2 separate regions of the Homo sapiens genome follow, and region 1 is linked to region 2. A link is a contact called in ENCODE Hi-C or POLR2A ChIA-PET data. All regions are on one chromosome and are shown on one strand. Each heading gives the region's core, a stretch centred on a gene start or an enhancer-like site at or near the end of the contact. The rest is flanking DNA. Distances are from core to core; before and after follow the strand shown.

Region 1 (4,501 bases), core at 656-3,155, 210 kb after region 2:
CCTGGGTAGGCCTCTGCCATGAGGAGGCGCTTCCTTCTGCCTGTCCATGGCCCACAGCAAAGGAATGTCTGCTTCTGGGGGTTGGATGGGGGACTGCTGGCAGAACTGGAAACCTTCTTCAGGTGGGTTTTTTTTTTTTTTTTGAGACGGAGTCTCACTCTGTCACCCAGGCTGGAGGGCAGTGACACAATCTCAGCTCACTGCAACCTCTACCTCCCCAGTTCAAACGATTCTCCTGCCTCAACCTCCCGAGTAGCTGGGATTACAGGAGCATAGCATACCTAGCTAATTTTTGTATTTTTAGTAGAGACAGGGTTTTGCCATGTTGCCCAGGCGGGACTCGAACTCCTGGCCTCAAGTGATCCACCTGTCTCAGCCTCCCAAAGTGTTGGGATTACAGGCATGAGCCACCGCCCCCAGCACTCGTCAAGGTCTTTGATGGCAGGTTTTTCCAGGTGATCAGTCCTTGTCTGGTCTGGCTCTGTCCCACTCTCCCTCTCACCAAGTTCGAACCCCTAGCTAGTTTTCAGAGGAGTAGAGTGTGTACCCCAATCCCAACTGGGTATGGTTCAGATCTGCATTTAACTCATGAAGCCTGGCTGCTCCGCAGGTCCTGGAGAAAAAAAGAGTCTCGCTGCAGGTATGATACAGGACAGGCTTGTCCCCAGGACCCGCCTGTCCCCAGGAAGAGGGAAGCCCAATGTCCCACCAGGTTGGCAGGGCTGGGGAAGGGAAAGTGTTATAGTAGCCCCAAGACTAAAAAGAGGCAGCAGAGGGAGCAGGACAGTGCTCCCATGGAACTCAAGCCGCTGCCTGAGTGAGGTGAGGGAAGAGTGCACCCACTGACATCAGGGGGCAGAGAGGTGCGGTTCCAGCGCGGCTTTTCCCCTTGCGTCTTGCCATGTGACTCTGATCCCCTCCAGGTGAGCCTGCCCACTTTGGGCCCAGGGTTGCCGCTGGGGCCTGTACCCAAAAGCAGCCCCCCATGGCCATGACCCCACTCCCAGGAGTGGGGCAGAGCAGGGAGGAGTCCTGGAAAGAGGAGACGCAGGGACAAGAAGGAATGGGCCTCAAACTCCAGGAGGGGGACCTTCTCATGGGTCCTGTTTTCTGGTCTCTCCTCGCTTACCCCTGGGCTGATCACCCTGGGAAGAACTGAGCCAAGGTTTCTCACCCTCAGGTCCAAGGGGTTCAATTACCGGGCCCTTAGGGAGATGCGAGCCCCCTAAAACGATGCAAAGTTCCTGGCCTAATTTTTATATTTTTAGTAGACATGGGGTTTCACCCATGTCTACTGATCGGAATGCCTCGAGCACACAAAATGTTGGAATTTACAGGCGTGAGCCAACGTGCCCGGCCAGCCCTATTTATTTCAGCCTATACATTTTGCACTTGTTAAAAGTATTTGAACATACAATTATCATGTTTTCTTTAAGCAGTCCCTCCCTGTTGTACACTTGGATAGTTTATTTTTTTAGACAAGGTTTACCTCCGTCTCGCAGGATGGAGTGCTGTGATGGGATCATAGCTCATTGCAGCCTTGAACCTTGGGGTTCAAGTATCTGGGAAGCTGAGGTGGGACTACAGAGATGGGGTCGCGCCATGTTGCCCAGGCAGCTCTTTAACTCCTGGCCTGAACGGATCCTTCCGCCTCGGCCGAGCCTGGACATAGTTTTCTAGTTTTGACCCACAGAAACACTGTGCTGGGTCGGAGTTTGTCAACCACCCTTCTCCAGCCAGCAACACACAGAACATGGCGGGGAAGTCGCGGTTACCAGGCTCCACTCCGAGGAAAAACCAGCGCAGCTCCAGGCACTGTAGCGCCACTGTGACGTCGCCGAAGGCCGGCGCTATTACGACGCCGGAAGGCCCGCGCCTGTGACGTCAGCTGAGGCGCGCCCCTGTGATATCTCACAGGCCCGCCCCTTCTGTAGAACCAATCGGAACTCGAGGCGCAGCGGCTGGGTATTCCAGGAGAGCGCATGCGCAGACGCATGGCCACAGACTGCCGGTCAGTGTCAGCAGGCGGTGGGTTAGGGTCCGCAGGCCCAGACCAGGCCGCCGACACCAATAAGCTACAAGGAGGAGCTTTACCGCTGCCTGTACTACTACTGCCTGCGCTACTTCCCAGCCTGCGGCGTAGGGCGCAGCAAGGGCCTGACGCTTAGCGAGCAGGCGCTGCGCACCAAGCGGCTGTCGCCTGGAGGGCACGTTCAGGCAGAAGCTCCTCAGTGGCCACAAGTCCGCTAGCTCCGGCTACAGCCCTTGCCGCACACTCGCGTCACCTGAGCCTGTGTAGGTGCGCCCCCCAACTCCTCCCCCAGCCAGGTCCCGGGGACGCCGGCAGCGTCCCCCACCCCTGGCGCCGCTCATCCTGGGCAGGATCGGCCCCGTCTGAGGCTGCACCGCATTAGGGAGCTGCACCCCTCGGCTTGACCTCTGATGGCCGTTGCAACAACATCAAAGCCTTTGGAACTTTGTAGGGGGTACGAGGGGCTAGGAAACCAAGAAAACATCTTTTTAAAAATATAAGCGATCGGGCCGGGCGCGGTGGCTCACGCCTGTAATCCCAGCACTTTGGGAGGCCGAGACAGGTGGATCACGAGGTCGGGAATTCAAGACCATCCTGGCCAGCATGGTGAATCCCGTCTCTACTAAAAATGCAAAAATTAGCCGGGCGTGGTGGCGGGCACATGTAATACCAGCTATTCGGGAGGTTGAGGCAGAGGCAGACAATTGCTTGAACCCGGGAGGCAGAGGCTGCAGTTAGCCGAGATCGTGCCACTGCACTCTAGCCTGGGCGACAGACCAAGACTCCGTCTAAAAAATAAAAAACTATATATATGTGTGTGTATATATATATATATATATGCGATGGAGCCCGGGAGGTTGAGGTTACTGTGAGCCGAGATTACACCACTGCACTTCAGCCTGGGTGACAGAGGGAGACCCTGTCTCTAAAAAAAAAATATATGCAAGTGAGAGCTTTTCTTCCAGTGCTCATGCTCAGACTGAAGAAAGTTATTGGGCCGGCCCAGTGGCTCACACCCGTAATCCCAGCACTTTGGGAGGCCTAGGTGGGCGGATCCCTTGAGCTCAGGCGTTCCAGACTAGCTTGGGCAACATGGTGAAATTCGGTCTCTACAAAAATACAAAAAATTATCTGGGCGTCGTGGTGGGCGCCTGTAGTCCCAGCTACTCAGGAGGCTGAGGCAGGAGAGTGGTGTGAACCCGGGAGGCGGAGCTTGCAGTGAGCGGAGATCGCTCCACTGCACTCCAGCCTGGGCCACAGAGCGAGACTCCATCACACACACACACAAAAAATTAGCTGGGCATGGTGGCACGGGCTTGTAGTCCCCTCTGCTTGCGGGGCTGAGGCGGGAGGATCGCTTGAGCCCAGGAGGTGGAGGCTGCAGTGAGCGGTGATCTCGCCACTGCACTCCAGCCTGGTCGACAGAGTGAGACACTGTGTCAAAAAAAGAAAAAAGAGAAAGTAACTGATCTGTGTTTTTGTCTGATTTCCTACAGGATGCCGAAGGACCTGTTCAAAGTATTTTCTGTAACTCCAACTGTAACTTGGTTCTAGGAGGAGAGAATCCATGTTTGGTCAACAGAACTTTTCGCCGCCACTTAAGTTTACTGCTTCAATATCTTTTCCTTACTAATTGATTGTTAATTAAGTAGTGTCCAAGTGAGTTAGCCTTTTTAGGGTTGATTAATTAAAAGAGCAGCAAGAATGGCATTTTAACTCTTCTGGTTTTTGGGGTTTTTTTTTCAGTTACTATGATAACTCTTTTCAAGTCCACAAATGATTTGTTCTTAGCTGTAAAGAAGAGGTCAGAAATGTAAGTGGGGAGAGAACAAAGATAGGAATATGTGTAAGATTTCTACCTAAATGTTGGCAGGGCACGGTAGCTTATGTCTGTAATCCCAGCACTTTGGGAGACCTAGGTGGTCGATCGCCTGGAGTCAGAAGTTCGAGACCAGCCTGGCAAACATGGCAAAACCCCATCTCTACTAAAAATACAAAAATTAGATGGGCGTGGTGGTGGGCGCCTTTAGTCCCAGCTACTTGGGAGGCTGAGGCAGGAGAATCGCTTGAACCTGTGAGGCCAATGTTGCGGTGAGCCAAGATCATGCCACTGCGCTACAGCCTGGGCAACAAAGCAAGACTCCATCTAAAAAAAAGACTTCTACCTAAATGTCACAGACTACTCTGAAGGTTAATATTTGGTATTGTGATGTATATTGCACAGTGTGTCAACCTCAAATAATCAAAAGGGTCAGAATCTAAAGGGAGTTTATTCATGCACAGAGTTTAAGGAGAGCCACCTGGGAAGCGCAGGTACCCAAGGGTGGAAGACAGTGTTCCAAGGCTTAGAAGTTTGGGATCACTTGCATAGACAAAGTTTAGGGAAGTTTAGCAGAATTTCAGCATCTCTCCGTTTAAGGCTTAATACGTAGTTAAAACAATCTGATTGGTTCAGGTGGTCTTTCTTTG
Region 2 (4,532 bases), core at 1,638-4,137:
ACTCTATGGGTAGTTTTTCGATCCTCACCTTCCTCCCACCCTCGACCCTTAAGTAGGCCCAAGCGTCTGTTGTTCCCCTTTGTATCTATGTGTGCTCAGTGCTTAGCTAGCACTTATAAGTGAGAACATGCAGTATTTGGTTTTCTGTTCATGTATTAATTCGCTTAGGATAATGGCCTCCAACTCCATCCATGTTGCTGCAAAGGACACTATTTCATTTTTTTATAGCTGTGTAGTATTCCATGGTGTATATCTACCACATTTTCATCATCCAGTCCACTGTTGTGGGCATTTAGGTTGGTTCCATGTCTTAGCTATTGTGAACAGTGTTGCGATGAACATACAGTTACATGTGTCTTTATAGTAGAACGATTTATATTCCTGTGGGTATATATCCAGTAAGGGGGTTACTGGGTCTAATGGTAGTTCTGAGTTCTTTGAGAAATCTTCGAACTGCTGTCCACAGTGGCTAAACTAATTTACATTCCCACCAGCAGATATAAGCATACTCTTTTCTTTGTTTTGTTTTGTTTTAAAACTAAAGCTTATTCTGGCCAATTTACTCTACTATTTTCTAATAACAGCTCATAGATCAGAAACGGTCTTTGTTTTAAACTTTCCTATCCATATGAAACACAATGATGTTGGGGTAAGAGGGGCCTTTTCTCTAAATGAAAATACAATACTTATTCTGTATAATTCTAGAGGGCCCAGAGATGTGGAAATAATGTATTTGTAAGAATTATATTAAACAATCTTTATTTGATAAATAGTACCTTACAATCCTAATGCTATCTATCAAGCTTCAGTAAGAGCAATTTCAGCATCAAGTAATGAACAGTAGCTAAACTGACAAGAGATCAATCAAAAGGGCTTTAAATGGAGCAGCACCAGCTGATGTGCTGCTAAGGCTCTGGGCATTCAGGACTCTCCTATGGGGAAAACGGAATCAAACCAGCAGGTGCTCTGGACCTAAGCCTTCACATCGTGACCTGCCTCCCTCCTGGGGGTGTGGTGGCCCACAGTCCCCCTGGCATTTCTCGGCCCTTGTGGGCTGCAGACGGAAATCCTGGCACCAAAGGACAGCTTGGGAAAGGCTGAAACTTGACCTCACAGTCAGCTGGCTTCTGCCTATTGTGGTCATTTTCTTTCCAGAGCACCTAGAGCACTCGCACAGTGGACGTGGAAGCCACCCAGCATTCTTGGGCTGTTTTCTCATAGAAGAGGACCTTCCTCTAAGCATTGGAAGCGTCTTTCTCCAATTCCTGGGCCAGATCTTGGGCCATCTTCTTGTAGGTCATGGGTCTGACACACATGGTTCAAGTTTTCGTGGCTATTGTGAATGGGATTGTGTTTTTGATTTAGCTCTCAGCTCGGATATTGTTGGTGTATGGAAATGCTATTTTTGTACAATGATTTTGTATCCTGAAACTTTACTGAAGTTGTTTATCAGATCTAGAAGCTTTTGGGCAGAGACTGTGGGGTTTTCTAGGTATAAAGTCATATCGTCTGCAAATATGGAAGATAGTTGACTTCCACTCTTCCTGGATGCCTTTATTTTTCTTACTACTCTATCTAGGACTTCCAGTACTGTGTTGAGTAGGAGTGGTGAGAGAGGGCATCCTGGTCTTATTCTGGTTCTCAATGGGAATACTTCCAGTATGGTATGCTTCCAGCAGCACATCAACTGGTGCTGCTCCCTTTAAAGCACTTTTGATTGATTTCTTGTTAGTTTAGCTATTGTTCATTACTTGATGCTGAAATTGCTCTTATTGAAGTTTGATAGATAGCATTAGAATTGTAAGGTACTATTTATCAAATAAAGATTGTTTAATATAATTCTTACAAATACATAATTTCCACATCTGTGGGCCCTCCAGAACATTTCAGCATGTTCTGGATGTTGGCTGTGGGTTTGTCATAGATATCACTTATTGTTTTGAGGTATGTTCCTTCGATGCCTAGCTTGTTGAGAGTTTTTAACATGAAGGGATGCTGAATTTTATTGAAAGCATTTTCTGTGTCTATCGAGATGATCATGTAGTTTTTGTCTTTAGTTCTGTTTATGTGATGAATCACATTTATTGGTTTGTGTATGTTGAACCCACCTTGCATCCCAGGGATAAAGCCTACTTGATTGTGGTGGATTAGCTTTTGATGTGCTTCTAGTCTCTGTTTCCTAGTATTTTTGTTGAGGATTTTTGCATCTGTGTTCATCAGGGATATTGGCCTGAAGTTTTCTTTTTTTGTTGTATCTCTGATAGGTTTTGGTGTCAGAATGATGCTGACCTCATAGAATAAGTTGGCAAGGAGTCCCTCTTCCTGAATTTTTGGGAATAGTTTCAGTAGGTTTGGTACAAGGTCTTCTTTATACATCTGATAGAGTTTGGTTATGAATCCCTCCTGTCTAGGGCTTTTTCTGGTTGGTAGGTTTTTTAGTACTAATTCAATTTAGGAACTCATTATTGGTCTGTAGAACACATTTTCACAAAGTTGAATTTCTATTGTATATACATTTTAAAATCTTCTTTCACAAGACATGACCTGAGCATTTTCTAATAGTGAAAGTCTTTGAAAACATGGTTTTTAATGGTATTTCATTACATGTTTTACTGTAATAAACCTAACCACTTGGATTATGTACTCTTTCACTCATTCCTTTTTGCATATCTGTTCCATCCCCTATGCTTTAATATGGAGGATTTGGTTTCTTGTAGTAGTTGCTGGGTATCATAATTCAGACCTGTGGTTTGGCAGTCAGCCTGGCTGTAGTGTTTAACTGAGTCTCGTGGAAGATCCATGCTTAAAATGAATGTCGTGGAGAATTGTATTCACCTCAGTCATTCAAGACTTTGGCATAGACCCCATTCCTTGAGGAGGAGTTGCCGCCACTGTGACTGCCACAGACGGAAGGAAGCCTGGGCAGTTGGGACTGGGGAGAACTTGCTGAGTCACAGATATCTTGTCTCAGTGTGCATGGGCCGTGTGTATTGAAATGTACCAGTCTGTGAGGCACTATGTTTTGAGGTCTCAGTAAGCTAAAGGGGTGTAGAATGGTATCTAGTTCATACCGTAGTATGCTTTAGATCTAAGTGTTGGTTAATTCTGTAAGGACTGAAGGAATAGGGGAGATTTAATGAGCTCCTTGCAGTCTGCAGGTTATTATCGAGAAAAGAAAATTAGGCTCTCAGTTCCAGGCCCATTTCCCTCTAATCACTGTGTCCTTTTGAACAAAAGTTGGCAAACTTTTTCTGTAAAGGGCCAGATATTTTTAGCTTTGCAGGCCATATGATTTCTGTTGTAAGCATTGAGCTCTTCTGTTATAGAGCAAAAGCAGCCATAGGCAGTACAGGAACAAATGGCCATGGTTATGTTCTAGTAAAACTTTATTTACATAACAGGCAGCAGGCCAGATTGGAGCAATAGTTGTCAACTCCTGCTTTGAAAATGTTTTGGAAACTGTGTCTCCGTCTGTTAGTGGTCATTATCCTCAGTCTCTTAGGATCAGAGTTTTTCTTAGATTACAAAACTGGATCATACAGACCTGACTTCCAGGTCTGCGTTCTCTCCACTACACTTTGCTGCCTCTTAGAAAAACATAAGCTAAATAACTAGAACCCATGGAAAGAGGGAAAAGTGAAGCCCAGAGAGCTGATGCGGGACTAAGAGGCAACTCTGAGAGTTTCAATGTGGAATGTTTGTGTGGCTCCCCAACCAGACCGTGACCTCCTTGAAGATTGGGACTGCATCGTATCTTGTTCTCATTTTCTATTTTATTTTAATGATCTATCCTTTGGGTTGAACGAATGTGTTTCTTGAACCCGATAAGTGCAACACTGAGTAAACACTTGTTTCTTTTCTCCCTTCCATCCTCCCAACTTAGTAGCTTCAATACATTCTTAGCTCTCCTCACTTGCTATTCTCTAACCATACCACGTGGCTGGGCACGGTGGCTCATGCCTGTAGTCCCAGCACTTTGGGAAGCCGAGGTGGGCAGATCACCTGAGGTCAGGAGTTCAAGACCAGCCTGGCCAATGTGGCAAAACCCCACTAAAAATACAAAAATTAACTGGGTATGGTGGTGGCCTGTAATCCCCAGCTACTCAGGAGGCTGAGGCAGGAGAATCGCTTGAACCCAGGAGGCAGAGGTTATAGTGTGCTGAGATTGCGTCACTGCACTCCAGCCTGGGTGACAGAGCAAGAGTCCGTCTCAAAAAACAAAAACAAAAAAAACCCCAGGTTATCTCCATGAATGTGAATATTGATGTGGTCCTTCTGTCAGGAAGACATCACCTGAGACCACACACAGAAAGCCTATTTTTCCTTAGGATACAGTCCTACATCAGGGTTGACAAAGTTTTTTTGTAAGGGTTAGATAGTAAATATTTTAGATTTTGCAAGCCATATGGTCTCTTCCTCAGCTACTCAACTCTGCCGTTGTACTACAAGAGCAGCCATAGACAATCTATACATGAATGAGTGTGGCTGTGTTCCAGTAAACTTTACTTATGGATATTGATACTCAGATTTCA

What was found. A loop is a pair of places that touch in the nucleus more often than their neighbours do. ChIA-PET counts read pairs that join two places held with the same protein, here RNA polymerase II (POLR2A).
Region 1: a loop to region 2 is called in a map of chondrocyte, with 7 times the contacts of the local background. The contact joins the promoter of LINC03011 here to the enhancer-like site in region 2. A Hi-C loop is called at or near these places in 1 of 168 maps with a recorded cell type or tissue (chondrocyte). POLR2A ChIA-PET finds 5 or more read pairs at or near these places in 4 of 52 experiments (BJ, H1, HEK293 and 1 more).

The regions. Positions count from the first base shown.
Region 1 is chr7:66,491,727-66,496,227 of GRCh38, forward strand. It overlaps LINC03011 (long intergenic non-protein coding RNA 3011), which reads left to right and starts at 1,906. Exons shown (of 2, transcript NR_134573.1): 1 at 1,906-2,011; 2 at 3,529-3,748. RefSeq lists enhancers at 1-100, 1,595-1,804.
Region 2 is chr7:66,279,049-66,283,580 of GRCh38, forward strand. The region is part of intron 2 of TPST1 (tyrosylprotein sulfotransferase 1); the gene reads left to right. Among named protein-coding and RNA genes, the nearest start is that of TPST1, 76 kb to the left of the region's middle. Within about 2 kb of position 2,888, at least 15 of the 41 ENCODE cell types and tissues checked have a DNase peak (open chromatin) inside an H3K27ac peak, as active enhancers do.